Regions from separate parts of the Mus musculus genome. Here all the other regions are linked to region 1. The links are chromatin loops, found by intact Hi-C in ENCODE. Cell type or tissue: heart. All regions are shown on one strand.

Evidence for each region. Peaks named below come from ENCODE experiments on the same cell type or tissue, not always from the same donor. Only the 100,000 strongest peaks of a DNase experiment are listed, where the experiment ranks them.
Region 2: it touches region 1 in a loop (2.1-fold over the local background); 20 of 42 quality-filtered maps call a loop at or near these places.
Region 3: it touches region 1 in a loop (2.2-fold over the local background); 2 of 42 quality-filtered maps call a loop at or near these places.

The regions. Positions count from the first base shown.
Region 1 is chr6:135,374,229-135,382,228 of GRCm38, reverse strand. It overlaps Emp1 (epithelial membrane protein 1), which reads right to left. Exons shown (of 5, transcript NM_010128.4): 2 at 4,941-5,051; 3 at 2,232-2,328; 4 at 1,988-2,128; 5 at 1-1,255. The coding sequence starts at 5,018. The coding sequence ends at 1,089. Among named protein-coding and RNA genes, the nearest start is that of Emp1, 15 kb to the right of the region's middle. In heart, no CTCF peak of the experiment used is centred here; no DNase peak of the experiment used is centred here; H3K4me3 peaks cover 446 bases; H3K27me3 peaks cover 349 bases.
Region 2 is chr6:135,164,853-135,172,852 of GRCm38, reverse strand. It overlaps Hebp1 (heme binding protein 1), which reads left to right and starts at 4,638. Exons shown (of 4, transcript NM_013546.3): 1 at 4,638-4,833. The coding sequence starts at 4,756. It also overlaps the pseudogene Gm34391. RefSeq lists an enhancer at 6,925-7,198. In heart, no CTCF peak of the experiment used is centred here; DNase peaks (open chromatin) are centred at 4,182 and 4,662; H3K4me3 peaks cover 1,764 bases; H3K27ac peaks cover 3,646 bases; H3K27me3 peaks cover 309 bases.
Region 3 is chr6:135,292,434-135,300,433 of GRCm38, reverse strand. The region is part of intron 3 of Gm36640 (a long non-coding RNA gene); the gene reads right to left. Among named protein-coding and RNA genes, the nearest start is that of Pbp2, 14 kb to the left of the region's middle. In heart, no CTCF peak of the experiment used is centred here; DNase peaks (open chromatin) are centred at 3,883, 4,723 and 7,863.

The DNA of each region.
Region 1 (8,000 bases):
ATAGTGTGATGAAAGCTGTTGAGAGGAGACCACTCCAGCCCAGGTCAAAGCAATAGTGACTACTGCATTTAGATGTTATATTCTGGTCCCCAGTGTTGTTGGTCATCATTGGACTTCCTCAAATATTCCTAGTTCAGAATTGTATGTCAAAGGAACACATGCATTTCTCCCCTGTTACATATACAAGATACATTGAGTGCTTTGGGGGAATCCTAAAAACCCACAAACTTACTATAGCACTGCGGTGGGCATATGCTTTGACCCTATGTTTTGTGAGGCATTATCATCTTTGGCTCTAGAGAATCTAGAAAAACTCCAGAAAAGCTGCCTTGGCTGTAAGTGAGAGTCTAGCAAAGTTCACAATAGGAGGCCTCCATGTGGGACAGCTCGGTGACACGTGACTGAGGAGCACTGCCTGTCCCCACCTGTCTCCAAGATCCTCTGGGGTAGAAACTTCCATTTCTTGGCTAAACCAATTCCATCAGCTTGAACTTACAAACCATCTCTCTTCCTATACTTTTGTTAGAAAGGCCACCAAATATGCACATTGGCTTCCTGGCCAAAGCTCCCACTACAGGCACATGGGATCTGGATTTGATGTTTGTTTTTAGGTCACAAGGACAAAGTGGCTTCCAGACTTAGCCTCAGCATAGAGCAATATCTGCTCTTGCTAAGACCTGAACCACCATCAGAACTTGATAATATGGATGTGGAAGACCTCAGTGTGTGACCCAGCAGCCACCCTCAAGAGTGGCGCCAGTGGTATGGCAGCTGGGGAGGCCCCGAGTGTATGTAATTGAGGATGGACGGGGCCATATTTGGTGGCTAGAGGAGGACTCTCTGGTGACGTCAAGGAAGCATCAGCATATCAGCCAACAACTTTCTTCCAAGGATGGGTGCTTGGCAGTAGAGAATCCCACCGCCCCAGATATGGTTTGGGTTTGGGCCTCTCCCCCTCTTCCTTCCCTCTCCCCACCCCCCTCCCCTCTCTGTTATTCCTACACAGTGACTCCTGCTTCCCTCCCAGGTTAGGTTGCTTCCTCCTACCCAGCCCACCCCGCCCCCAGACGCCCATGAGCGTATTCGGCTTATTTCTTCCTCAGGACCATATAGAGTATGCCGATGATGAAGCTGAAACAGAAGCAGATCCAGGTCAGGATGAAACAATAGCCTTGGTGGCTGCTGGAGTTGAAGTTCCCTTCGCTGTGGGCGTAATGATGAGTGTAGATTGACACTCCAACCAGGATACACAGCCCTGCAAGAAAGGGGGAGCTGGCATGATTGGCATTGAAGTGAGTTTTTGGGGGTTTTTTTGGTGTTTTTATGATCCCATTTTCCTGGACAGCAATAGGAAAGTGGACTCTTTTCGTGTGTCCGTAAAAGGTCACTGTGTTGGTTTGCCCAGATTTGCGCTTGATGGTATGTTGGTGAATAAGAGATAGCTGGGCTCTCCTATCTGTACTGATTTGTGTGTAATGAAGAATAAATCATGACGCATCCTGATTTCTACCTGTCTGTCCGATCTGGGCCTCCATACAACTAGGTATGGTGTTATGAGAGAAGCCTGGCCTTTTACCTAACTGGGTGTTTCTGGAAAGAATGGAGAAGATGGTGCATTGCAGTAATTGTGCACATCATGGCAATAGCTGCATCTTCTCTGGGGATTCCCACCTTCTGTATTGAAGTGGTCCTGATGGTGCCCAAGCATATGGGGGTTCCTGATCCAAGCAGCAATACCAGGCCACCAACAGATAACTAGAGGAGAGAACAGCCCAGAGAGGCAGCTCCACACAGCCATGTGCTAATCTGAGGGGCAGTGACTGAAGCAAGGATGTAAGCTTTTCCTGTGGGACTATGTATGTAGCTCAGTATTAGGGTATTTGTTTAGCATCTCAAGGCCCTGTGCTCAGTCTGGAACAGTGGGGCGGGGGTGGGGGGGAAACTGATGCTCTCATGTAAAATAGACTCTGCTGCTCTGGATACTCACAGCACACCAGCATGGTGGACCCTGAGAGGAAGAACCGGTTTCCCTTCTCCATAGTGAAGAGCTGGAACACGAAGACCACAAGGGAGATGATGGAGAAGATGATGGAGAGGATCATGAAGGCTTGCACTGCCTTGATAGCATCTGTGAAGACAAGACAGAACCAGGAGCATTAGACAACCAGAGAGTCTGGACACCTTCCTGAACACACCCACGGTGTTCTAGGCATTGATGTCTGCATGCATACCTTCATTGCCGTAGGACAGGGAGCCGTCGCAGTTACCACCAGTGCAGTTCTTCCAAAGCCCTACAGATGCATTTGCGTAATCTGCAACCATCCAGACCTGAAACCAGGAGATGGAGTTGATTAAGAATTACCCTTCTGCTTTCAGAAGAGGATGTCAACACGTGTCAGGACCAAATCTTAACCAAGACGTCCTATGCAGCTATAAATACTGCTAAGCCTCATGTCTCTGTAGAAATTAGATCCCAGGTACACAAAGGTCCCAAGAGAGAGAATTGTGACCCCAAAAAGATATATTTTGGATTTCACTATTGGTGGTGCACACACACACACAAACTAACTAAAGAAATTCCACCATAGTGGTTTAAAATTCTGAAGTTCTAAGGAACAAAAACTCTGGGTGAGGAAATATATATTGAGTATGCACAATCTCCTTTAAAAAGACTCACATTTAAATCCCTAGCTAATGAGGAAAACAAGTTAACTCTTGCCTGGGAGCACCTCGCTGTGACTGCAGCACCCTGTAAATAACTCAGGAGGCTCCGGAATTAAAGCTTCCACTCAGATAGCAACTTTGAGACCAATGTAGACTACATGAGACTCCGTCTCAAAACGCAAAAACAGAAACAAAAATGTCTGGGGATCTTAAAACGGCTTAGCAATTAAGAACATTTATAGTTCTTACAAGAGGACTAGAGTGCGGGTCTCAGCGCCTCCACTAGGAGACTCACAACCATGTGTAACTCCAGCCTCAGGGAATCCAACATCTTCTTCACTGGCACTTGTATGTGCATATCCACACACATAGACATACTTTTAAAAATAAATCTTTAAAGAACAACAACAACAAAAAAAAAGATAAGGGAAAACGTCCAGCTGGAAACAACAAAGAAACAGAGGACTACTGCGGAGACAAGAATGAACCTGGGGCCCACAGGCAACCTTCCTCTATACAGAAGGGTCAGATGCAGACCATTAGAACATGCAAAGTCATTCCATGTCAAAATGCAGCATCAAGGGCTCCAAGGCAGAGGCAGCTAAAAGCACAAGGTGTGGCCAAAATGCACATCCCCAGGTTCTCCATCCCTTCTTGCCTGGACCAAGAAAAACAATTCCCTTCTGGAACAGAAGATAATTCTGTCTACACATGCGCAAACCGTGCTGAAACAGGAATCCCTAGCATACCTAATCACCTGATCTCTCAGCCCCCACATCAGAGCTGGTACTGGGTGAATAGGAAGCACATGGTAGCTCTTAATACAGTTTGACGTTTACCACCACACTGTTATCCTGTGAGGATTAGGAGTCTGCTTATAGAATGGCCAAATTACAAGCCTACAGGAGACAGGTTGGGCAGGGGTTATGTCCTATTTCATAACACTTAAACTGGCCTAGCTTGTATTTACACTCTGATGTTTGCAAAACCCCTTCTGTCTGGACTTTAAGACCTATTCACCCTTGTCAATCAACAGAGGAACCCGCCTTTAATACCAGCACTTGGGAAGCTGAGGCAGGCAGATCTCTTAAGATCCAAGCCAGTCTGGTCTACATAGTGAGTTCCAGGACAGCCAGGGCTACACAAATGAACTCTATCTGGAAAACAAAACAAAGCAAACCTTATTCACCCTTTAACCACAGCAAGGACTGTAGTCCACCCTGGAGCACTGTTTGTGTGTCTAATGATTGGCTGTCTTAACTTTAATGTTGTTGGTTGTTGTTGTTGTTTTGGTTGGTTTGGGGTTTTTGGATTTTTGGGTTTTTTTTTTCTTTCGAGCAGGGTTTCTCTCTGTAGTTTTCTGGCTATACTGAAACTTGCTACATAGACCCGGCTGACCTTTACTCACTGCCTCCCAAGTGGTACTAAAGGCGGAAGCCAACACACCCGGCAAAATGTGTAGCTCTGGCTGGCCTCAAACTCATGGTCCTCTCTCTTGCCTCTGCCTTCTTCATGCAAATCCTACCATCACAATGGGCTAGCTGGCTGCCTTGACTTCTAAGTTCAAGAAACTGGCTCATTTTGTCTAAGACAATACAAAGTGGGTGCTAAAAATGACCACTAGGGGTCAGAGTAGCCCCGGGTTCCGAGAGCAAAGACAGACTAGCGATCTCCGTAGAAGATCGTTTTATTTGATTCACGGGACACCAAGTTAATCCTACCAAATTCCATTTCACACACCTATTTCCACACAAAACTTGAATTTGTCAACCTCATAACCAAAGCAGTGTCCTTATTCTCTGATGTCTATCTATCTATCAGGAATCTGCGATCTAGCGCATGAGCAGATATTGTTAACCTGAGCACAGGGAGAGTCTGTCCCACGAGGGCGTCTTTGCCCTTCTGCCTGAACTGCACTTCTATTTTCTTCTACTTCCTCCTCTAGAGGAGACACGCCCATCCTCCAAACGCACCTCAGTGTCCACCTCCCGTGGAGAGGATTCTTCTCAAAGCTGAACCTCCCAACACCCCTAGAGGAATCACTTGTGGACTCTCGCCTTTTACACTTTGGTTATTTCTTCCCGATCTATGAGTATGTGTTTGTTTGTTTGTTTGTTTGTTTGTTTGTTTGTTTTCCCCTCACAGCTATTCAAGAAGTTCTCTGCTCTGTGATTTAACACTCCCAGCTCCCGTTTTTGTTTGTTTGTTTTTTAACCTTTTACCAAACTATTCCTAAGATCCTTCCTGGGATGAGGAAACAGGGGGCTGGGACTCACGTTGGCAATGGTGGAGACAAACAGCATAATGGCAGTGGCAATGTGGACCACAAAGAGACCAGCCAGTAGCACCAACATCTTGGCTTTTTGGTGACTTCTGAGTAGAGAATTCTGAAAACAAAAGACGGGGGAGACAGAAAGGTTATTGTCACAGTCAGTAAGACGCATCCCACCTTCTCATTTCAGGATCTCTGTTGACACAAGAAAGTGTGACAATTTTTAAAATTTAAAATTACATCAAAATGTTCTAAAACCTGATTGATACACATACCCAAATGCTTACTCATCTGTGTATAGACAAGTACTTCTGTTTTGCTCCCACATGTTTATAGATTCATCTCTTTAATATAATGAATATTCTACAGATATAATGAGTATAATTACAGAATATAATATTCATTATATTAAGAAGCGCATGGTATGCTTTATAGCAGCTGCTAATGTTTTGTTTGTGATTGACAGGCCAAAAATGTCAGGCTTTGAGTTTTTGGAAGATTTTTGTCACCTCCAGAACTCTGCAGCAGCATGCATGCCCGGTTTCCATTTGCATGAGGAAAGCATCAGTGCTCCAGCAAAATGCTCACCCAGCAAACTGAATAGAAACAATGAGTTCTGCAGCACACGCCACTATTACTCAACGGCCATAGAGCAAATTGGCTACTAATTTGATCCCGGATGAGACGTAAAATAAGAGAGACACAACTTCTGTTATTACAGTGCTCTTTGGCACCCAATAGTGTGACAACCTAATTACTGGGTAATGGCCCGGCCACTTACTGATTTAGCATTCCAGACTAATATTTGCAACACCTGAGCCTTTGGCCCTGCGTGCCTCTTGGTGGGGATGCTGTTATGGGTCTAGGGCGATGTTAGATTTCCTGCGGTTCAACATGACAGCTCTGGGGCTCCAGAAGTGTAAAGCTTGAGATAACACCAGATGTGCTTTTTGCTGGTGTGTGGTGTTTATGCAACTTCAGTCATTCAAGACCCATCCCCAAAGACAAACAGATGTATGAATCACCCTTCGGAAGAGTTGAACTAATATAAATTAACAATGTGCATGGATAAACAAAAGTTCTCAGCCACAATCTCAACAGAGACCACTGATCATAAAATCTAGAAGCTAAAGGAAGCGTAAGAGGGCACACATGGGGCAGCCGTGCATACCCTCTGTGTCACACCTATGACAGATGCAGAGTCAGCTCAGAGAGACATCAAAGGGAAAGGACTTGGAGGTGGGGGAGGTATTCACCCTCTAGGCAGGGAGTGTGTGAGGATGCACCAACCATAGAGGAGATGCTGTGTGCATCCTGCAATTGCTTGTTCCCCACCCCCCTCCACCTGATTTAATTGATGCTTTGTCTGTGCCTAAGCCACTTTCAAGCTACACTAGGTATTTATTAGAACACCGATACTATCATTATTCTGACATTCTGCGTGTCTTTTATCTCCTCTCGCTTTCTCATTAGCTACTCAAAACCAAACGTGATCTACTGCACGCCTGGGTTCTTGGCTCTTTGTACACACTGGTTTCTACTCTCCAAAAAAAATCCTCTTCCCCACTGGCTGCTTCCCTCCAACGGTGAGGGAGGCAGGCAGAGAATGTTCTCAATTTAACTGTGAATGGCAAAACCCGATGCCATTTTCCTGCTGCCTCTGGGGAGAGCCTGTGAATCCTCTCTCCCAACTTTCAAGTTCACTGCTGCTTTTCTGTGGTTCTCGCCTACCTCCGTAACTTCCCCCTTGGCTTTCATGTGTGGAGAAAAGGATTTGTTTTACTGTTTTGTTTTTTGAGTTAGAAGTTGACTTAGAATTATTCCAAGGGCTTTGATCTCTGCCTCCGTTTCCTCATATGTGAAGAGGGGTAATGATACCGACTATACCCAGAGGTGTGAGGCTGCAACTGGATTACGTAAGTAAAAATGCCTTCTGAAGCATGGTACAGTAAGTACCGTGTGTGTCACATGGTACTAATAACAGGGTTGCCGTGATTGTTGTTGTTGTTACTGTCTTTCTTCTATGAAGCAGAATGACTGTTACCAACCCGGTCCAGTTACTCAGTCACATGCCACCCCACATCAAAGTCAAGAAATAAGACATTTGCAGGGTAGTTCACCGGACAGCATATGGCTAAAATCACTTTGGTCCTCAGAAATTGACATTTTTGTCTAGTCCTCACCCCTCCAGTAGGGAGGGTATTAAGAACAGATCCTCTAGAGACAGTTGGCTTTTCTCAGCCCAGGCTTGCCCATCTAGAATAAAGCTGGCTCAGGAAAGAAAAGGACAAGAATCACATAATGGGAACTTTCCCCCCACCCTCCTCGACCCTGTAATGACTCTCGGGTTCATTTTGTTTATAATTGACAAATTTTCTCCTAATCGTGAAAAGTAGCTGAGGAGCCAAGAATGGACCATAATTCACCAAGTGAGGCCTCTTTAAATGAGTTGCCTGACAGGCAGGCAAATCCAGAAGTCTTTCTGTCTCCTTGATTGCCCTGGGACCCTATCCAGCAGAGTCCCTCTTGTTTCATCCTGCTGACAGCCTGGTCCAGTGGCCGCTCGTCATGTCTGGGCAGCATGGACACTTTGGGCTACTCCGTCTCTCTTCTTACCTCAGCGCAGGCCCAACTAGTTCTTGTCCCCTGCCTGCTGCCACTTGAAGAGCAGATGAGGAGATGCAAACCAAAAAGTGGCTCTTTTATCTGCGATAGGGTGTGTGTGTGTGTGTGTGTGTGTGTGTGTGTGTGTGTGTGTGTGTGTGTTCTGTGTCTTTCCTCTAAGGCAAGGAACAAAATATCTCAGATCAATGAGTATTCTTAGTGAACAAGACCCTCAGTTCTCTGTGCCTCTAGGCACTGTGTCCATCCACTGTGGAGGAGTTACTGAGTGACACACAGAACTTCATCTTTGTGTCAAGTTTACCAGTGTCATCCATTGTTATCTTAGAGGGGCTCCCATTATTCTTAACACCCCTCTTCCAAAATACTTGGAAACCCAATGGAACACTTTATGAAACTTCTATGTTGGATCACCCCAGTCTCTGTATCCAGAGAGTTACCC
Region 2 (8,000 bases), 210 kb after region 1:
CATCCCTATTTCTGCTATTATCCATGTAGCTCTTTCCAGTTTCTTGCTCCAGAACATAAGAAGCTGGAAGTCCCCTGGAGATGCCCATTGAATCCCAATAGTTGCTTATATCATACCCTACTCCCTCGTGTGTGTGAGTGGGTTTTTCTTTAAATCCACCTGTAGGAAACTGTATCAATGCAACCGAGTTCTCCAAGTCAGTCCTATTCAGGGAAAAGAGGGTATAAAATGGCACACCCTGAAAGGAAGTATGGTATGTTATGATATATGATATAATATGATATGATTGATATATTGTATGTGACTGCACAAAAGAGTCAGAGCTGATGAAACAGAATGAACTGGGGGAAGCCCACAAGGGCCTGTCTGTTCAGACCCTTCTTAGTCCTTGGTTGTAACAATTCTTTTCTTTTTATTTTCTTTTTTCTTTTTTTTTTTTTTTTGTGTGTGTGTGGGGGGGCTGGAGGGTCATGGTTCAAGACAAGGTACTTCTCAATGGAGGAATAAAGGCTAACAGGTCACATGGGGCTGGCAGATGGTTCAACAGGAGAGGTGCTTGCAGCACAAGCCAGGAAACCTGAATTCCGTCCCTGGTGCACTGACTCCACAAAGCTGTCCTTGACCTCCACATGTGCCCTGTGACATACGTTTACACGCCCTGCCCCACACATGAAAATAAATTATTTTTTACAAAATCAAGATCGTTAAGACAGGAGGGCGGTGGTGGGTAGTTGGCAGGTGGTCGCCATGTCCACAGGGAGCGTGACACTTCCTGCTGCTGGTGAGCGGGCCTTGGCAAATGGGATTAGCCAGCTCCAGCTGCGCTTCTCTTCCTGTCTCCAGTGGACCCAGGTGGGGAGGTCACTGACAGCAGGGGGTAGGGGTGGGGATCCTCGGGGCGCTACAGCTGCTGCTCCTCCTTCAGGAGCCTTGGATGCCGTAGCTGCCAAGATCAATGCTATGCTCATGGTCAAAAGGGAGCTCCAGTCGGTTTAGTGGGGCTGCTGTGTCAACTCGAGGACGGTTCATGACCCCTGAGGAGAAGACCAAAGTGGAACTTGGAGACCGTCCATCATATCTTCATGTTCAGCGATAGACTCGGGAGTTAGTAGGCAGAGCTGTAAACTGAGTCAAAGAAATAATAACCAATGGAGTGGTGAAGACTGCCACAGGAACAAGTCCAACTTTTAATGGTGTAACAGTCACTGTCTATCGCCAACCAGCTCCCATTGCTCGGTTATCATCTGCTATTAACCAGAAGCCTCCCTTCCAGTCAGGAATGCATTATGTTTAAGATAAACTACTTGTGGGTCTAGAACATGTTGTGCCCACTTTTAATGTTAAGGAGAAAGTAGAAGGTCCCAGCTGCTCTTATTTGCAACCCGCTCAAATTGAAACTGGGGCCAAAGTCTTCCTACGAGGCAAAGGCTCAGGCTGCATCGAGCCAGCATCAGGCCAAGAAGCTTTGGAACCCATGTATAATTGTATCAGTCATCCCAGGCCTTCAGGCTACCAAGCCTGCCGCCATGAAGCTCTGCGTGAATCTTTTGCAAACAGTTCATGCGGAGTATTCTAGATTGTGAATCAAACTAATACTGCTGTACCATGACCAGGCTATACACAACCCTCTGCTATAAGTAGCCTCCCTCCTCAACCACATGGATGAGTGTGACTTTCCATGTAGGTGCTGGAATCCAGCTCTCAGCAAGAGCAACTGCTGAGCCATCTCTAGGCCAGTTAGAGAGTTAGAGAGAAAGAGAGTTAGTTAGACAGTTAATTCTTGAGGCAGAGCTGCATTTCGTAGTTTAGGCCGATCTGAAACTCACCCTATACCCCAAGATGGCTCGAATATTCAGGCATAAGCTACCACCCTGAGCTTTGAAAAAATATTCTCAAAATCAACATAACAAGCCAGTCATGGTGGCATATCCCTGTAATACCAACACTCAGAAGGCTGAAGCAGGAGAATAATAAGTTTGAGGCTAGCCTAGGCCACATGGTGAGATTCTAGTTGAACAAACAAGCAAAAGAAAGAAAGCAACATGACGATCTCCTATAAATTAAATCATAATTTAGTGTATGTTGGTGTATCTAATAGTCAACTGAATGCATAGTTTTTCTTTTTTTTTTTCTAAAGATTCATTAATTAATTTTATATATGTGAGTATACTGTAGCTGTACAGATGGTTGTGAGCCTTCGTGTGGTTGCTGGGAATTGAATTTTTAGGACCTCTGCTCACTCTGGTCAGCCCTGCTTGCTCAGTCTTTGCTTGCTCTGGCCTAAAGATTTATTTATTATTATACATAAGCACACTGTAGTTGACTTCAGATGCACCAGAAGAAGGCATCAGATCTCATTACAGGTGGTTGTGAGCCACCATGTGGTTGCTGGGATTTGAACTCAGGACCTTCATAAGAGCAGTCAGTACTCTTACCCACTGAGCCACCTCGCCAGCCCCAACATAGTTTTTCTTCAGTAACATTTTGTTTCTTTCTTGATGGTACATAAAAATAGTGCCTCTTAATATAAATGGCATTTTAGTGTCAAGAAACAAAGTATGAACTAATTAAACAGCCACTTATTATACACCAATGAAAGAATCTGTAATGAAGCTATGGGAAAGCCCTCTTTTCATACGCAGTTAATAACGTGAGTATTTCTTCCCACCAAACTTGAGGACATCGTTATGACTATTGCTGAGACTTCTGCCTAGCTCAGCCTCCACTTCCCTTTGTCAAGGAGACACACATACACATACAGCAGCTACACACAACGGACGATTCAGATCACAGCTCAGTAGCAGCCAACCTAAGCCATTTCAGCCATCAGGTTCAAGGTGCACGAACAAATGTCACATGGGCAGGACATTAGAACAAAGAGGAACCTGTTCCACTGGTCATAAAGACACAGGATTTGAAGTGGCCTTTCAGAGAAGCCAGATATGAAGGGGGTAAGAGAGGGTCCATTCCTGCGGGGTCAGGGGGTTATAAACCACGAGCTTTCAGTGGTTTGAAAAACCTGTTTATTTTGATTCAGACTTCCTCTTTTTCTCCCTCTGCTTTTGTCACTATATTGGTACTATAACAATAACAATTTATTATTAATTATATGTAACATATAATATGTACAATATTGTGTAAAATATTAATATATAATATATAAAATTTTATGTTAATAATAATATGTTGTTATGATCAAAAGCAACTCTGAGAGGAAAAGGTTTATTGTTTTCTTACAATGCTCCACACTTGGACACAATGGACACACAGTCACATTCCATCACTTAAGGCAGGGACCCAGAGGTGGGAACTGAAGCAGACCCCGTGGGGAAGTCCTGTTTAGTGGCTTGCTCCTTAGGTCTTCTTGCTCAACCTACTTTCTTAACAACTCAGAACTGCCTGCCATGGGGCAATACCATACACAGTTGAATGGAACCTCCCATCTCAGTCATTAATCAAGAAATTGCCCCCGCAGACTGGCTAACAGGTGATCTGATGCAGACAAGCTCTCGATGGAGGTTCCTCTTCTCAAATAACACTTGTTTGTGTCAAGTTGACCAGGACAGATAGCATATAAAGCAATGGGCTTCACTATGACAGTTTATGTATATATCATTTGCATATCATTTGCATATGCATTTTGCTCCTATTCAGTATCTTCACACCATTCCCTCAACCTCCCCACCCCCGTAAGATGGGTACATGTACAACTGTGATACTAGGACTGTGTGATGTGTGTAGATTTAGTATCTAGTACCCTAATAATATCTGTGATACTATTATGTGGTGTGTGTATATTAATGATCCTAGAGTGTACTAGAGTACAGGTAATATTTACAAAGTACTTGGCAAGAAACAAACACTCAAATAAAATAAATCCTGACAAAATCGGTTAGGTTATAAGGGGACTGAACGAGCTGTTGTTTGGGCAAGTAGTGTGAAACTTGTGATTAATACACTGTTGGGACTGGAGGGATGGCTCAGCTCTTAAAGACGCACACTGCCTTCAGAGAGGATCTCAGTTCTGTTCCTAGCACCCACCTTTGGGACCTCCTGTGATACTAGCTCCCAGGGGAATACAACGCACCAGTGTGCGCGCACACACCTTAAAGTAAAACCATTTTTAAATGCACTGTAGAGCTTGTTATGGTGACGCACTCCCATAATCCTCAGCTCGGAGGAAGCTGAGACAGGAAGACAGCAGAGTTCCCAGCCACCCTGTTTACAATAGTGAGTTCTGGGCCAGCCTGGACACTGAGACCCTGCCCAACAAACTAAAAAGACAAAGTTAAAAAAGAAAACAGTAAGAAAAAGGTTAAGAGTGGCTTTTCCATCCCCTTAGAAGATGAAGCCAGGAGTGACAGTGATCACTTGCAAGCCCAGTGCTCCAGAAGCTGAAGCGGAGGGATCCTCAGGCCAGCGTAGGCTGCATAGCAGGACCCTGTCACAAAAGAACGAACACGGTTTGTTTTTAATCATCTGTGAGATGCAGTGAGGTAGGAAGAGGGTGACTAAGGAAAGTATACACAAAGTGGGGTGCTACAGGCTTGAACCAGCTCCGCACCCAGGAGACTGGGCTCACGTGGGTGGAGTTTGGGGGACGCTGCCCAGGCCACGCCCGGTGTCGCCCAGTGGGCGGAGACCGCCGCAGCCCCGCCCCAATCGCCTGTCTACTCACGCGCTTACTGCCCCTCGCCCTGTGGACCTTACTGCCAGTGAGTGTACGCTCGATCGGCCAGACCCCACGGCGTCACCATGTTGGGCATGATCAGGAACTCACTGTTCGGGAGCGTGGAAACGTGGCCTTGGCAGGTTCTAAGCACCGGGGGCAAGGTAGGCCGGCAGGGTGTAGAGGACCTGAAGGAGGACTCTGCGCGGCCGTCCCCACCCTGGCCGGGGCTGAAACTGGTGCCGCGGGGCCATGGGTGGGACTGTGACCGAAGCTGCATTCCGGCTGGGGCCGCCCTGTACTGCCCGGCGCTTGCTCTGGGAAGGAGGGGAAAGAGCAGTCTGGCTCAGCCAGACCACTGACGCGGAAAAGGATCCATCTTGGCGAGTGGGACACTGCCTGTTGCGTGCATCTGTCCATTTAAGCATTCCAAACCGTCTGAACTCCCCCCCCCCCTCTTAGGGCAGAGACCCACTCTGTCCCAGGCTACCCTGACACTGGCTGTGTAACCTAGATTAGCCTCGAATTCTGTCGCAATATTCCTCCCACTTCAGCCTTCCCAGAGTTGGGACTACAGGCATGACCCACTACGCCTGGCTACATTCTGAACAATTTTGTGAGAGACACATGGTTGCAGCAGGCATATCTGCTAGGGAGCCATAAGGGGCCCTTCAACCTGTGGGCTGCTAAGCTCCGCTTGTGTGGGAGTTCCCAGGCAAGTGCCTGTGCAAAGGCTCAGAGCTGCACGGTTGCAACTGCTAGTGCTGGATGCATGGAGTGAGCGAGGAGACTTAATCACCTTGGTCTACCAAATTTGCATCGGCACCAGAGGGGCATCAGGACACCCGGTCAGCTTTCATGAAAGTTAGGAGTTTGGGTACTCGGGTATAATCTTGAAGGCATGTATTTGATTATTGGTTGGTTAATATTGGGAATTAAACCTAGAGCCTTGTGCAAACCAAGCCGAGTATTTTGCAACTCATCTGCTCCCTCAGCCTGACATATATTTTATCTCAGGACACTCTCTTATTATAATGATTCTGGATAAAAGGCCCGTGTTACCTGGGGGCCAAGGTCTGGAACCTACTACACTGAACCTCACACAAAGCCCACAACTCAACTTTAGTCTAGACTCAGCCCTCCAGAGTTCTGTCAAGCCATCCTTCCCCCTCTCAGGGGCTCCTCAGTTGTGTGTAGAACAAGCAATTGAAGCCCTGATCACGCAGGGACACGAACGAGTTCAAAGACAGATAATGAAAAGGAGTGAAATGGGCTGGTTAGATTATACAGCCTGGTGGCAACTGAAGCGTGCTGAAAGTTGAACTTCCCCAGGACTAGTGTTGCCAAATCTTTAAGGAACTCCAGATACCCAAGTTCTCTGTAAGAAATCCCCCAATTAAAGAGTAATTAACAAATAACACTTTTTGTGCAGGCCGTGTAGCTGGAAAATGAGGATTAAGGGTGGACAAAACCAAACTAGATACAGTGGTTCATGTCTGCCATCCCAGAACTCAAGAGGCAGAGGCAGGAGGATTGCCACAAGTTTGAGGCCAGAGTGGGCTCTGTGTGAGTTCCAAGCTGGAGCTCTATAGCAGCAGAGTAGGTGAGTCTATGTCACAGTTCTGCCTTTGTGAAGCTTAGGCTCCTATAGCCAATGAGCAAATAAGAAATACACACTGTGGGGCCAGGGAAACGGCTCAGCGGCTAAGAGTGTGCACTGCTCTTGTAGGGGACGTGAGTTCAAGTCCCAGCCTCCACATCAGGCAGCTCACACCAAAGTGTGAGTTGCCTGCTGAAAGACTTATAGTGTAGTTAGTAGTTACCTCACTAAGTGTTTATTAAACCAGGCATGGCTGCAATCCCAGCACTCAGAAGTGGAGGCAGGAGGGTTGTAAGTAAGTTATTTAACATCTCAGCTACCCTAGCCCCCAGGTTCTTCAACCGTAAAGGGGAAAGAACACTCCCTCTGACAAGCTATTAAATATTCAAAGATAAGTGTAAGCTTTGTTTTTTTACATAGACTTGGGTGGGCTGTTGCAATTCTAAGGAGAATCTCTCTCTCTCTCTCTCTCTCTCTCTCTCTCTCTCTCTCTCTCTCTCTCTCTCTCTCTCTCTCTCTCTCTCTCTCATAATTATCTGCTTTATCCTACAAAGAGTCTAGGTCAGATTCTGCCATCTATACCCCTGGCAGGTAGAAGGCACACTTCAGGGGCCCCATGCCAGACAGGCTTCACAATATCCATGTGTTCAAGACTGATTCCAGTCCAACCTTATCAGGCTCTTCATTGCTCAGGGAGGGAGGGATGGGGAGCCCTCTGTGCTTAGTTGGGTGGGTCTTGAGAATGCTTGGGACAGGGCTGATAGGAATGACTGATGTCATTCGGCCCAACCTATGCAAATATGTCCAGACCAACAGCCTGGGTTTGAGTCCTGGCCCCACCATCTGCCCACTGTGACCTGGACGTGGTACCTAACCTCTTACTCCCCAATAGCTCTAAAGATGAAGGCTGAGGCACTAACACCGTGGGCTTGTTGGAGGCAGCGATGGATGACTGAATTCACGTTAAGTGTTTCAAGGAACAGCAATGCATAGAAAGTCCTCTTAACAGTTGCTTCTTATCAGAAAACAGCCTTCTAAACATCATCATATGGACTACAAGTAGCCTGAAAAACAAAAAACAAAATGACCATAAAGAGGACTTGAATAGCCCAGAGCAAGAGACATTCTCTTAAGGCCTTTGGAGTTTGACCCTCACCCAGTTTGCACCAATTGTGAAATATTGGCTCTTGAGAGCCTCAGCCACTGGGAGGTGGGGGAGAGGACGGCTGCTGTTGTGTTCCACGGAACAGGAGAACGCTCTGGTGTGATTGATGTGAATCAGCACTGTTCACACAGGTGGCTGGTTCTTCCACTTAGATAATACATCCATATAGAGCTCTGTATAGAATTGGTAGTTTTCTAGACAGCATCCATTTTTCTTTCTTTCCTTCTTTCTCTCTCTCTCTCTTCCTGTCTTTCTGCTTTTGCTTTCCGTTTTTATGAAATAGGATCTCCTATAGCCCAGATTGAACACTTGATCCTCCCACCTCCACCCACTAGGTGCCTGGAATGGCGCACACAACCATGCCTGTCTTACATCCATATTCATTCATTCATTCATTCATTCATTCATTAGTTTTTCTTTGGAGTGTTGGTTTTGTGAGACAAAGTGTCATGGAGCGCCAGGCTGAGCCTCCCAGTGCTGGGATTATAGGCATGTCCCACCACACCCAGTTAATGTTCATCTTCTACACTTAACTCTTCACAGTGGTCCAGTGATGCAGATGGCAG
Region 3 (8,000 bases), 82 kb after region 1:
AAGGTGGTGTTTTCCACCATTGCCTGTGTATTGTCTTTAAAAAAAAAAAAGACTTGGTCCACTCTGCACCCCAGGCTGGCCTAGAACTCGTTGTGTAGATCAGGCTCACCCTATATGGTTTTGTGAAGTTCACTGCACTTCTTGTCATGAGATGACTCACTCTATATTAATCACTTAGTGTGGATGGACAGTGCTCTAGACCTCTACCAGCTTCATGGGATAGTGAACCCTGCATCTCTCTCCATCTTTCTCTCTGGGGCCCTATAGCCCTTCGCTGCAGAACCACTTCCCACCATCTTCTAGCTCCCATCCAATTTTTCTGGGGTCCTACCAAAATCAAATAATATATCTTCAAGTTTAGACTTAGACATCTCTCCTTCAAGCCTAGTTTGGTAGGACATGCCTGTGACGGATGCCAGCAATCAGGAAGCAGAGGCAGGATGATTGCTGCAAATTCAAGGTCATCCTGGTATACAAAGTTAGTTCTAAGCCAGCCAGGGATACACCACTACATTGTAAGGTCTCCAAAAATCTAAGGGAGGGAGGAAGGGAGAAAAGAAGGGAAGGAGGGAGAGGGGGAGGGAAGGAGGGAAGAAAGGAAGGAGGGAGGGGGGAGGAAGAAAGTAGAGAGGGAGAAGAGGAAAGTAGTTCTGTTGCTATATAAATGTGACTTCTAGGAAACACTGGGTCTTACCTCAAGGATGGAGTGGATAAAGTCATTAGAGTGGAAGGAAAGAGTCGGTAAGTCAAGCATCTTGTAAGAACCTGCAGAGGCTAGGAGTGGTGGTACACGCCTTTGATTCTAGCACTCAGGGGGCAGAGGCAGACAGATCTCTGAGTTCAAGGCCAACCTGGTCGGTAGAGTGAGTTCCAGGACAGTCAGAACTACACATAGAACCCCTGTCTCAAGAGAAAAAAAAGGAGGGAGAGAGAGAGAGAGAGAGAGAGAGAGAGAGAGAGAGAGAGAGAGAGAGAGAGAGTTCCTACAGAGTATTGCTCATTGTTTAAGCATAGCATCGCCTTGTGAATGTCTAAAGATACAGTCATGGATGTTGCCTTTGATTGGGGTGAAGGAGGAGAAACTTAGTCACAATCGTGCTTGACTTGAGTCAAGGGTGGTGACTAGCAGGTAATGATGTCATGCGGGCAGTAGAGGGGACAGTGCCCACAGACTAGGAAGAGTCCTGAAAAGAAACAGGATGGTTGAATATTTACACAGAACGGGCCTGTTCCCACCCTTTCCTCTTTCCACTTCAGCCACCATGACTTCCCCTCATGGCTGGCTTCCTCCTGCTCCTCTTCCTCCTCGGTCTCTTTCCTCCCTGCCCTTTCCTCGATCTCCACATTTATTCTATGTAGGTTACAGAGGAAATGCATGCTCACTGTAGTCAGAGAGCATACCGGACACTTCTTGGGTCAGATTCAGAGAGCTACAGGCTGTTTCCTGCGTTTAGGGAACCAGAGAAAGTTCTTTCGGAAGGGCCTTGACATTCATGTGGGCATGATGTGGATGAAATCCAGACAGGCGAGATCCACTCGTGGTGATGGTGAGATCCACTCGTGGAGATGGTCACAAACAATCTGGAGGAGTGCACTCTCCTCTCCTTAGCGCTCCTGCAAGGACTGAGAGTCGGATCATAGTGATTAGATCTTTAGAACAGGGTGAGCGACTTTGCCTGGGATCCTAACAATGATATGGATTGTGCAGGAAAGAAAGATGGGCGTCTCCACCCTCCGATCTCACACAGCACCAGGCTCTTGCTCTTGGCAGTTGTAAGGGAGGTTGCCAGTGGTCCACTGTATTGTCTGTCTTCTCGCCTCTTGACTGAAGAGTTGACATCACCAGAATTCCAGCCAATACTCACAAGCTTCCAAGGCAGTGGCTGGGTACCACTCTCCCATATCATTCTCTCCCTTCTTTCTGTAGCTTAGAATGTGGATGTAATTGCTAGAGATGGTGCAACCTCTCTAGGGGCTATGGGATGAAACCCACACAGACAACAGTGTTAGGACTGAGGTCTGAGGCTCTAAGCAGTTGACTGACTGTACCAGCCCTAAACTGCTTTTCTTGCTTACAGGTGAAGAGAAAACAAATTTCTATCTTGTTTAAAATACTGTTTGTTTAAATGCTGTGTTATATGTGGCCAGATCCATCATAGTATCTTTTCAGGGGCTTTGAGTGTAACAAGTAAGTTATATTGAATAAGTTCTGTAAATTCCACCAATCCTTCATTAATCTCTCTAGAGATATCTAACCATGAAATTCTCTTTCCCTCTTTCTGGGACCTTGAAGACTGCATTTCCATGTTCCCTTAGTGTGTCCACTTCACACTGGATGACAAAATAAAAAAATGGAATGTCACCACTATTTCCAATCCCCATGCAAGGGTTTCTGGGAACAGCCAAACCACGAACTCACTACTGAGCCGAAATACAAGACTGTGTAACCCACGTCCATGGAGAGATTAGGCGGGATTCCACGTCTCCAGGTTCCTTGCTGATGCTTCAGTGGGAAGAGGCTCGGGAAACAGAAGCCTGCCCTTGTCTTTGGCTAGAAAACAGACATGGAAGCCAGCAAGGCACTTTTGAAGAGAGCACATCTGGCCATTTCAGGAAGTAGTTAGAAGGGGAGAGAAGGGAGTGGTTCAAAGAAGGGAGGTTGGGCAGCGGTCCCGATCTCTCTTCTCTGTGCCAGCCGTGTGATGTGCTTCAAGTCCAGCATGGCTTCCACTACCTTCATCCTCCAAGCCAACACAAACTCCAGATCACTCCCTGAATAAGTCTGCCGGCTGCTCCCTGTGTTTAGAAAGCTCAGCCTGCAAGGTGTAGTGCCATACACTTTTAATCCCAGCACAGGGGAAGCAGAGGCTAGCAGATCTCTGAGTTTGTTCTCAGCCTAGTCCACACGATGAATTTCAGACCAGACCAGCCGGGGCTCCACAGTGAGACCCTGTCTCTCAAGTAACTAATTGATGAATTAAACAGAAAAAAAAGTACACCCCCAGCCTGCATCAATTCAAATGACACCTCCATAGTGAAGCCTTCCAGATTTCCTCAGACAGTAACGGCTTTTCTCTCTGTTTCTAAACAACTACATGTTCAAGCAAGCTTCAGGCTAGCATCTTACATGCTTCGAATCTAACTGAAATGAATTTAACTTCAAGTGCTCAGTAAAAAGACAGTTCCAGAAAAGAAGAGAAGCATTCTTATTTCCATTTCTACAGAATACATCTTTTTTTAAAGATTTATTTTATTTATATGAGTACACTGTAGCTGTTTCCAGACACACCAAAAGAGGGCATCAGATCCCTTTACAGATGACTGTGAGCCACCATGTGGTTGCTGGGAATTGAACTCAGGACCTTTGGAAGAGCAGTGAGTTGCTCTTATCCACTGAGCCATCTCTCCAGCCCTACAAAATAATCGTATTCTATTTTTTTAATTTAAAATTTTTAAAATTTAGTTTTATACATTTTTTTAATTTACATAAACTACTTATTTTACTTTCCCCTTCCTTCCCCCAGCCTCTTCCGGTTCTCCTCCATCCAACTGCTTCCATGCCCTACGCCAGCAACCCCAGCACTCCTAATATGAAACAGGAGGATTGTGGTTGAATTCAAGGCCAGCCTGGCTACCTAGTCAGACCCTGTCTTAGGGGTCCAAATAATAACGCCAATAAATAAATACAATTTTAAAAGGCAGTTCTTGCTGAAATTCAGAGGGAAAAGTTATCCAAACTTCACTCATGGGTTTGGAAGAGCAGCCTTCTCGCTATACATGCTGACACTGGACTAAATCCCTGACAGGATGAGGCTCCTCCGCCCAGCCATGTGACGGACTTCTCCTTTTTCTGCCTTAGCCGGAGTGTGCGCATGGTATATTGCGCATGCGTGGGTGGGAGTCCGTGGACCCATAAACAGGCAAGCAGCAAAGGCTGCTCCGCAAGCTCTAGGGATCTGTCCGACTCCTCCCCGCCCCCACCCTCAAGACCGGGTTTACAGGCACAAGGCTAGGTAGGAGAAGGTAAAGCCACTGTCCCCTTTCCACCATCTCAGTCCTCCAACGCCACAGTACCTAGAGCCAGCTCCAGACTCGCCACCAAGGAGTGCTCAGAGCCAGGGAACAGAGCCCGTGCCTGGAGGGGATCCTGAGGAAGTCGTGTCCGTCTTCCTTATAACTGGACGGCTGCCTCCTCGAGGAAAAGCCTGTCCAGCTGTAAGCTTCTGCATATGTCCTTCCTTATTAAGGGGAAATAAAGGAAGAACGGGAAAATAGCCAATCCTTCACTAAGAAAATAAGTAAATATTTATGTTCAGTTGATGGAGAATGTTGACACTCAATGGGCAAAGGAATGCAGGTATGATGCAGCGTTTCTCCCAATTTTAGCATCTGATTAATCACCTTGGATCTGACTATGGGAGAGGTTCCAGGTCAGGGTGGGTAGTTGTGTTTTAATTATGCATTCAAAAGATAAATAAAAAATAGCTAGCAATATCAAAACCATGTCTTGTTATCTGTAAGAGGAGAGTAACGAAGTTGTCTACTTGTCCATCGGTCCGTCTGTCCATCTTACATAACTGAAAGTCTTACGCCAGCGAGGCGAGGTGCTGGCTCTGGGTTGATTTGGGTTCTGTGTCAGCTGTTCTGTTCAATTGACCTCTTGTGCCTGCCGGAAGGTGGCCACGTTCTGACCTCATCCCTGGCATGAGTCAGACGGAGCTCACTGCCCTGAGCCCCCTGGTACCTGACTCAGTCCCCAGCCTGTCTGTAGAAGGTGTGAATACCCCAGAAACCATCTCTCAGCCATGCCTCCGCCCCTTCCACAAAGGCCCCTGGAGGACTCCAGTTCCAGCAACCAGCCCTTCCAGTTGGGCAGAAATTTCCTGTTCTGGCAACCAAGAGGCATTTCATTTTGTTTTATTTTAAATGCTCAGTACATTCCCAGGCAGCTCCACCCTCCTCTCTAATTCCATTAAACCTAGTCCTCTTGGACCTTTATTTTCACACATGAGAAGCCGGAGGGAGGGTGTGGAGAGAAGCTGGCAAGATGAGGCTCGCCCTGTGAGAAGCTGAAGAGAAAATAAAGGGTCGTGTGCCTCCCCATTCTCTGTCTTTCCTTCTGCCTCAAACATGCCACCTCCAGTCACCAAACCCAGTTAAGCCCGTGCCCAGTCTTCCCACTGCAAGAAGCACAGGCTGTATTAACTGAGCTAAAATACATAGTGCTACACACAGGAGCTGGCAATAATTAAAGGGTGAGGCAGACATCTGTGTCTTCAGACAATAACACATGTGCACACTGTTCTTGATTTAAAATTAATAACCATGTCATGCTAATGTAACTGATGCCTTGTTTGTTAGGGCTTGTGGAGAAAGAGCTATTGCGTACTCTAAATTCATGGAGATTATATCTTCTGTTCAAATCTTTTAAGTCTTCTTCATTTTTTTTTATGGAACTCTTTCTAAATATACAGTGTTATTCTCTGCTTTGCTAAGCGAAGTTTAGGCAGCTTAATTCATTACCCTTTGTGAGGACACAACTCTGTACCCAAGGGCCTGGGGGAACGTGCAGGTAGAGTATGCAGGTAGAATATGCAGGTGGGGTGTGAAGGTGGGGTGTGCAGATGGAGTGTGCAGGTGGAGGGTGCAGGTGGAGAGTGCAGGTGGGATGTGCAGGTGGGGTGTGCAGGTGGGGTGTGTAGGTGGAGTATGCAGGTAGAGTATGCAGGTGGGGTGTGCAGGTGGAGGGTACAGGTGGAATAAGCAGGTGAGCATGCACATGAAAGATGCTGGCTCCTACTCTGTTTGTGGAACAAATGTTTATAATATCCAAGATTGAACTTTGGTAAAGAAAATCAACAAGCCCCTGAGTTTGGAGGATCTGGGGTATTCTCTTTGTCTCTTACATTCCTCTTTGTGCTTTTCAACCCTCCTGAATCCTGCCTCACGGTGAAGCTGCTAGCTTCTTGCCATGGTTTCTGAAGTCCTCCACCATTTATTCTAGTTTGCTGAAGATCTGATAAGTGTATCCAGTCAAGCTGGAGTCTGAAGGGCCTCTCCGTGTTTAAGAAGGGCAGAATGCCAACAGAAATGCTTGTCTGGTTTTCTGTTCATTTGTTTTGAGTTTCACGTTGACGTATATTAAGCTAGGTGTGGTGGTATACGCCTCTAATATCAGCACTCCAGAGGCAAGGGGATCTCCGTGAGTTCAAGGGCAGCCTAGTCTACATAGTGAATTCCAAGACAGCCAGGGTTATATTGACAGGACTTGTCTCACAAAAAAAAAGATGGATATTAATTATACATGATAAGAGGTTTCATTAAGATATATTTTCATGTGTATATACATATACATATGTATATATAATATATTTTGGTCATCTCCCACCCTCCTCTCATCCCGATAATCAGTCTCCTTCCTCTTCCCTATCACTCCATATTCTATTTTCATGTCTTCTGATTTTTTTATTAATTTATTATTATCATTATCACTGGTGAACTGTGAGTTTAATTAGGCTTACTTATAGGAGTGGGAGGTGTGGGGGATCATTTTATGATGTAAGATCTCATTCTGTGGTCAGGCTGCCTTGGAACTTACTATGTAACCCAGCTGAGCCTCAAACTCTCAGAAATCCTCCTGCCTCCGTATTCCAAGTGCTGGAGTTACGGGCATGAGCAACCACCAGCCCCAGCTCATTTTTGACGGTCGTGCTGGCCTCCCTAAGAACTTGCTCTTGTCTCTGGTATCTGAGTTGAAGATGACTGAGCCTGCTATAAGCATCTTCCCCAGATAAGCCAACTGTCCTAAGAGGCACAACAGAACTCATATAAATGTGTCCCACAATGGGTAGACTTATCTCACCATGTGTCACCCAGAAAGATGGCTCCTGATGATAGAACCTGACACTTGTAAGACAAAGCCAGCCAGGCAAAGAGAAGCTCAACAATTCTGAAATTACAGGGGTGTGCCTCCCCCAGACTACGCCATGTGTCACACCTACCGGTGCCCTGGGTCTAAGAGTCTTCCCCCTCTGGATCCATGAGTGTCAGTATTTATCGCAGAATCAGTCTAGCAGGGCTGAGTTCCCAGAGTCCCAACAGAGCTTTAAGAATGTGAGACTCTCATCTTTATGCTACAGGGCTTGGAAAACAGATGAACAAACCCATGGAAATTTTGATTTGCATTTTGAGGAGGAAGAAGTGTAAGTAGAAAAAGAGGGGAAAGGGAAGAGGGCAATGGAAAAAAGGAAGACAAACATCACTTGCTTCCTGGCCTACATAAAATCTGTATTGACAAATACAGGGCACAAAAGCTGTGGTGAGACCGTCTGAGGACAGCGACGACACCAGGAGGAGGAGAGTGAGATAGGAGGGTACTGGGCATCAAACATGACCACAGTACAATGATATGCATATATAAAAGTATTGTAAGGAAATTTTTAGATCCTATCATAAGGATACTTTTGTATTATATCATAAGGATATGCATATATAAACGTATTGCAAGGAAACCCATCACTTTGTATATTAACTAATGGTAACAATAAAGACCCCCCTGATGCTTCTAGTTTACCAAGAAGTGATTAGACTGCAGTCATGCATCCCATCAGCCCCAGAGGCTAACATGATAATCCAATCCAGGAGGCAAGTGGGAGGACATGAGGTAGGCTAGCCTTGGATCCAGGACTCCTGCTATTTGGTGAGACCTGAGACCATCTCACACTCGAAGCAAATCCATTAAACTGTGGAAATCATTTTCTTCCCTCTTCCAGGTCTAGGGAGCCAGAGTTCCTTTGTTGACTGGAGTAAGTCAGGGCAGGGCCAGGGGACAGAATTCTTGGGCCTCATGCCTGAGTCAACAAATGCCTCACCGGTGACCTTAGCCAGGCTGCCTGAGCCCTTTCGGGTTCCAATTTGTAGCTATAAAACAACCAATAATTTCAATTCTCTGCTCATGGCACAGGGAGGGGTTTTGCTAGCCCGTGTTTGGAAAGCCTTGC